2 separate regions of the Homo sapiens genome follow, and region 2 is linked to region 1. Evidence: chromatin contacts called from ENCODE Hi-C or POLR2A ChIA-PET data. All regions are on one chromosome and are shown on one strand. Each heading gives the region's core, a stretch centred on a gene start or an enhancer-like site at or near the end of the contact. The rest is flanking DNA. Distances are from core to core; before and after follow the strand shown.

What was found. A loop is a pair of places that touch in the nucleus more often than their neighbours do. ChIA-PET counts read pairs that join two places held with the same protein, here RNA polymerase II (POLR2A). Pooled maps may share reads with other maps.
Region 2: a map of MCF 10A shows a loop between it and region 1 (9-fold over the local background). The contact joins two enhancer-like sites. A Hi-C loop is called at or near these places in 19 of 168 maps with a recorded cell type or tissue (A673, CD4-positive, alpha-beta T cell, CD4-positive, alpha-beta memory T cell and 14 more), 13 of 37 single-sample maps with no recorded cell type and 30 of 50 pooled maps. POLR2A ChIA-PET finds 5 or more read pairs at or near these places in 6 of 52 experiments (CD4-positive, alpha-beta T cell, CD4-positive, alpha-beta memory T cell, CD8-positive, alpha-beta T cell and 3 more).

The regions. Positions count from the first base shown.
Region 1 is chr19:40,661,524-40,664,223 of GRCh38, reverse strand. No RefSeq gene overlaps it. Among named protein-coding and RNA genes, the nearest start is that of NUMBL, 28 kb to the left of the region's middle. RefSeq lists a silencer at 1,027-1,306. Within about 2 kb of position 1,268, at least 35 of the 41 ENCODE cell types and tissues checked have a DNase peak (open chromatin) inside an H3K27ac peak, as active enhancers do.
Region 2 is chr19:40,979,216-40,981,915 of GRCh38, reverse strand. No RefSeq gene overlaps it. Among named protein-coding and RNA genes, the nearest start is that of CYP2B6, 11 kb to the left of the region's middle. RefSeq lists an enhancer at 141-1,004. Within about 2 kb of position 1,440, at least 4 of the 41 ENCODE cell types and tissues checked have a DNase peak (open chromatin) inside an H3K27ac peak, as active enhancers do.

The sequences.
Region 1 (2,700 bases), core at 19-2,518:
CCCATCCTACCTTTTTGGTCTAAGTTCAGACGGCTCTTCAACCCCCCCAGACTGAGTCAGCAGCACCCACTCTCCCCTTGGATCCTACAGGCCCCTCTCCTCCCCTATCCCAGCCCTGACCCATCTGCCTGTGCCTCCCCCGTCCTCTCAATGACTCATTCTGGGCTGTCACTATCTGGTGGCAGGTCTGTCTGCCTCACTGGACTGTGAGGGAGAAGGGGGTCTGGGGCGTCTCAGTCACTTCCCCGTGCCAACACAGGGCCAGGCACAGAAGAGGCAGCCTCAGTGTTTCCCCTCTGCAAACCACTAGGAAGTGAGAGGGGCAGAAACGGCCTAGGACTGGGACAGAGAGGATTTGAGCAACTGGAAGGATGGGGAACTGAGGTCAGAAGCACGCAGCAAATCTGGGACACAGTCAAGGCACCCCCACCCCGTCCCTGACTGATCTCTTCGTTCAACCACCCTTCCTTGCGCCCAGAGCAGCCTTTCTCAGAGCTGCCCCCACAACGGTTCCCGCGGATGCAGATGGAAGGGGGCCGTCCCGGGGAGGACCTCCCACAGGCTCCTCTTGGCCCATTTCCCATCTTCCCTCCCACGCCCAGGATGGAGACTCTGGCTCTCCACGGAGCTTTTCGCTCCAAAGAGGCCCTGGAACCCGGATCAACCGCCCACTCCCACTTCTCCAGGTTTCAGCCCGCTAAGAATAGACCAGGGACATCGCACTGGAAAGCCCCGCCCTACCCAGGAACCCCATCCCACACAAACGCCTATCGAGGTCATTTTGGGGGAACAGGAGGACGTCCCCCTGGGGCCGGTTCTGCACTCCTCTCTCCCGTTCTTTGGGAAGCTCCGCCCTCCGTTGCAGCCCCGCCCCTCGCGGCCGCCCCCTTTCCCGGAACCGCCCCCGGCCGCGCAGGCTATTTTGATGCATTCCACGGGTGACAGAGCCGGGCGCCCCCACCCCGCTTCCTGTTGGGTGATTTTGTTTTGTTTTGTTTTGTTTTTTAAAGCTCCACCCCCAGGAGGCCACAGTTTCTCCGGGAGCCGGCCGCGCAGGACCGGGGACAGCCCTGGCCCCTCGCTGCACAGCGCTGGGACCGCCCCACGGAGCGCGGCGTCTCATGCTCCCTGGGGCCCGCTGCTTCCACTGCCCTGCGCAGGGCCACGCGCCACCCCGGGCTGCCTGGCCGTAACCTACCCCGTCCACCCTCCAGGCGCGCTCGCCGACCTCCCGCACCTGTGGGGCCACGTGGTTGCCGGGAGCGCTCCTCTAGCGTGGTGAAGCAGCGCCCCCTCGTGGTCTTGCGCTCGCGGCGCCTGGGCGGCCGCCCCTCCAAGACTTTGCTAAGGCAGGAAAAGTGTTTAAGAAAAATTAAAATTGTGCTGGGCGCGGTGGCTCACGCCTGTAATCCCAGCACTTTGGGAGGCCGAGGCAGGTGCATTACCTGAGGTCAGGGGTTCAAGACCAGCCTGGCCAAAATGGCGAAACCCCGTCTCGACTAAAAATGCAAACATTAGCCGGACGTGGGGGCGGGCGCCTGTAGTCCCAGCTACCCGGGAGGCTGAGGCAGGAGAATCGCTTGAACCCGGTAGGTGGAGGTTGTAGTGAGCCGAAATCGAGCCACTGCACTCCAGTGATAGAGGGAGACTCGGTCTCAAAAAAAAAAAAATTGCTGTCGCATTCATGAACATTATACTTCAGGCCCTGGCTCAGCCATTCACCCCTCTGGGAAGTCCTCCCTGACTGGTCGGGCGCCTCCTTTGGGCTCCTATGGTTCCTTATGCTCCTCAACTGGGCCTGTACCTCCCCGCCCTGGCCCGGATCCGTCTGCCTGTACATCTCCCATCTGGACCTCGACCCCTTTGCCCTCTGCCTGCACCTCACCAGTCCCCGCCCCGACCCCTCTGCCTGTGCCCCCCATTCCAGCCCAACCTCTCTGCCCGGGCTTCCCCCATCCTGGCCTCCCACCCCTCTGCCTGTCCCCTCCCCACCATCCCGCCGTGATGGCTCTAGGCTGTCACTGTCTATAATGGGTCGGCGTCCCCGCCCTGCACAGAAAACCTCATGAGGGCAGGGAAGAGAGCTGTCTTGATAACTACTGAGTCCTCAGTATTACCAAGGTAACATTTATTTCCTCCCTCAACACTGGTTTTGTTTTAACAGCTTTACTGAGGTATAATCTACCTGTCATAAAATTCACCTATTATAAGTGATTTACTGATTTTGGGTGATTTTACAGTTCTGCAGCCATCACAGCCAATTCAAGAACATTTCCATCACTCTGAAAAGATCCCTTCTGCCCATTTGCAGTCGCTCCCTATTCCCTGTCCCAGCCCCAGGCAACCACTGGTCTACTTTCTGTCCCATACATATTCTCTTCTTCATTTTACAAGCATTTTCTGAATATTTATTTTTATCAGCTATTGAGGGCTGAGGGTACACAATGAAACTCACAGGCCCTGCCTTCAGGGAACTCAGAGTCTGGTTATTGTAATAGCTGATGGGAAAATATGTCCATGCACTAATTTCTTCATTCATTCAAAAAACATTTATTGGCCAGGCACTGTGGCTTGTGCCTGTAATCCCAGCACTTTGGGAGGCTGATTGGGGAGGGTCACTTGAGGCCAGGAGTTCAAGACCAGCCTGGAAAATATAGTGAGACCCCCCCCCCCACCCCGATCTCTACAAAAAAATTTTTT
Region 2 (2,700 bases), core at 191-2,690, 320 kb before region 1:
TATTGTTTGGCTGTGTCTCCACCCAATTCTCATTTCAAACTGTATTTCCCATAATCCCCACACGTTGTGGGAAGGACACTGTGGGAGATGATTGACTCATGGGGACGGGTTTTCCCGTGATGTTCTTCTGATAGTGAATAAGTCTCATGAGGTCTGATGGTTTTATAAAAGGAAGTTTCCCTTGCTTGCCTGCTGCTCTCTCTTGCCTGCTGCTATATAAGACGTGCCTTTGCTACTTCTTTGCCATCCACCATGATTGTGAGGCCTCTCCAGCCATGTGGAAATATGAGTCCATTAAACCTCTTTTTGTCTATAAATTACCCAGTCTCAAGTACGTCTTCATTAGCAGCATGAGAATGGATTAACACAGTAAATTGGTACTGGGAGTGGGACACTGCTCTAAAGATACCCAAAAATGTGGAAGCTACTTTGGAACTGAGTAACAGGCAGAGGTTGGAACAGTTTGGAAGACTCAGAAGAAAACAGGAAAATGTGGGAAAGTTTGGAACTTCCTAGAGACTTGTTGAATGGCTTTGGCCAAAATGTTGATAGTGATATGAACAATAACGTCCAGGCTGAGGTGGTTTCAGATGGAGAAGGGAAACTTGTTGGGAACTGCACTAAAGGCCACTGTTGCTATGCCAAGAGACTGGTGGCATATTGCCCCTGCCCAAAAGATCAGTGGAACTTTGAACTTGATACAAATGATTTAGGGTATTTGGCAGAAGAAATTTCTAAGCAGCAAAGCATTCAAGAGGAAGCAGAGCATAAAAGTTTGGAAAATTTGCAGCCTGAAGATGCAAGAGAAAACCCCAATTCCTGGGGAGAAATTCAAGCCAGCTGCAGAAATTTGCATAAGTAACCAGGAGCAGAATGTTAATCACCAAGACAATGGGGAAAATGTCTCCAGGGATCCCCTGCTATGTGCAGCCTTGGGACTTGGTACCCTGCCTCCCAGCCACTCCAGCCTTGACTAAAGCTGGCCAAGTGTTTGCTTCAGAGGGTGCAAGCCCCAAGCCTTCAAAACTTCCACGTGGTGTTGGGACTGTGGTGCACAGGAGACAAGAACTGAGGTTTGGGAACCTCCACCTAGATTTCAGAGGATGTATGGAAACACCAGGATGTCCAGGAAGAGGTCTGCTAAGGGAGCAGAGTCCTCATGGAGAACTTTGCTAGAGAAGTGAAGAAAGGAAATGTGGGGTTGGAGCCCCCACACAGAGCCTCTGCTGGGGCACTGCTTAGTGGAGCTGTGGGAAGAGGGCCACCGTCGTCCAGACCCCAGAATAGTAGATCCAACAACTTGCACTGTGCACCTGGAAAAGCCACAGACACAAAATGCCAGCCCGTGAGGGCAGCCAGGAGCGGGGCTGTACTCTGCAAGCCACAGGGGCAGAGCTGCCTGACGTCATGGGAACACACCTCTTGCAACAGTGTGACCCGCATGTAAGACATGGTGTCAAAGGAGATCATTTTGGAGCTTTAAGATTTGACTGCCCTGCTGGACTTTGGACCTGCATGGGGCCTATAGCCCCTTCATTTTGGCCAATTTCTCTTTTTGGAATGGGTGTATTTACCCAGTGGCAGTACCTCCATTGTATCTAGGAAATAATTAACTTGTTTTTAATTTTACAGGTTTATAGGCATAAGCGACTTGCCTTGTACCAGATGAGACTTTGAACTGTGGACTTCTGAGTTAATGCTGAAATGAGTTAAGGCCTTGAGGGAGTGTTGGGAAGGCATGATTTATTTTGAAATGTGAGGACATGAGATTTAGGAGGGGTCGGGGTGGAATGATATGGTTTGGCTGTGTCCCCACCCAAATCTCATTTTGAAATGTAATTCCCGTAATCCCCACATGTCATGGGAGGGACCCAGTGGGAAGTAATTGAATCATGGGAGTGAATTTTCCCATGCTGTTTCGTGATAGTGAATAAGTCTCACGAGATCTGATGGTTTTACAAAGGGCAGTTTTCCCTGCACACACTCTGTCTCTTGCCTGCCTCCATGTAAGATGTGTCTTTGCTCCTCCTTTGCCTTCTGTCATGATTGTTAGGCTTCCCCAGCCATGTGGAACTGTGAGTCCATTAAACCTCTTTTTCTTTATAAATTACCCAGTGTCAAGTATGTGTTCATTGGCAGCATGAGAATGAACTAATACACCTACCCTATAGAGTCATTGTGAGGATGGAAATGAGACTCAATATGCCATGGGGAGGACACACTGTAAGTGTTTGAGGAATGTGTAATTGGCACAGGGAGAGATATAGACATTCATAGAGAGGTGGAGGGAGCTAGAGACAGGTCCAGGGAGCTAAACATGGGCTGGGGGAGCTACTGATGGGCTGCCACAGCTAAAGTACTCCACTCCAGCCTGGACAACACCCCAGCCTGGGCAACAGAGTGAGACTCCATCTTAAAAAAAAAAAAAAAAAAAAAAAACTAGCAATAAAAGAGCCCTGTATCCCTAGACATTTCTCTGTGTATCTCTCTCACACCCTTCTTGAGAAGGACATAAACTCTGTGGACAAAGCAGGTGGGGACCCTTAATCTCCTGAGGAATTCTTCTGAACTGCGTTCTTTTTTTTTTTTTTTTTTTGAGATGGAGTCTCGCTCTGTCACCCAGGCTGGAGTGCAATGGAGGCATCTTGGCTCACTGCAACCTCCACCTCCCGGGTTCCAGTGATTCTCCTGCCTCAGCCT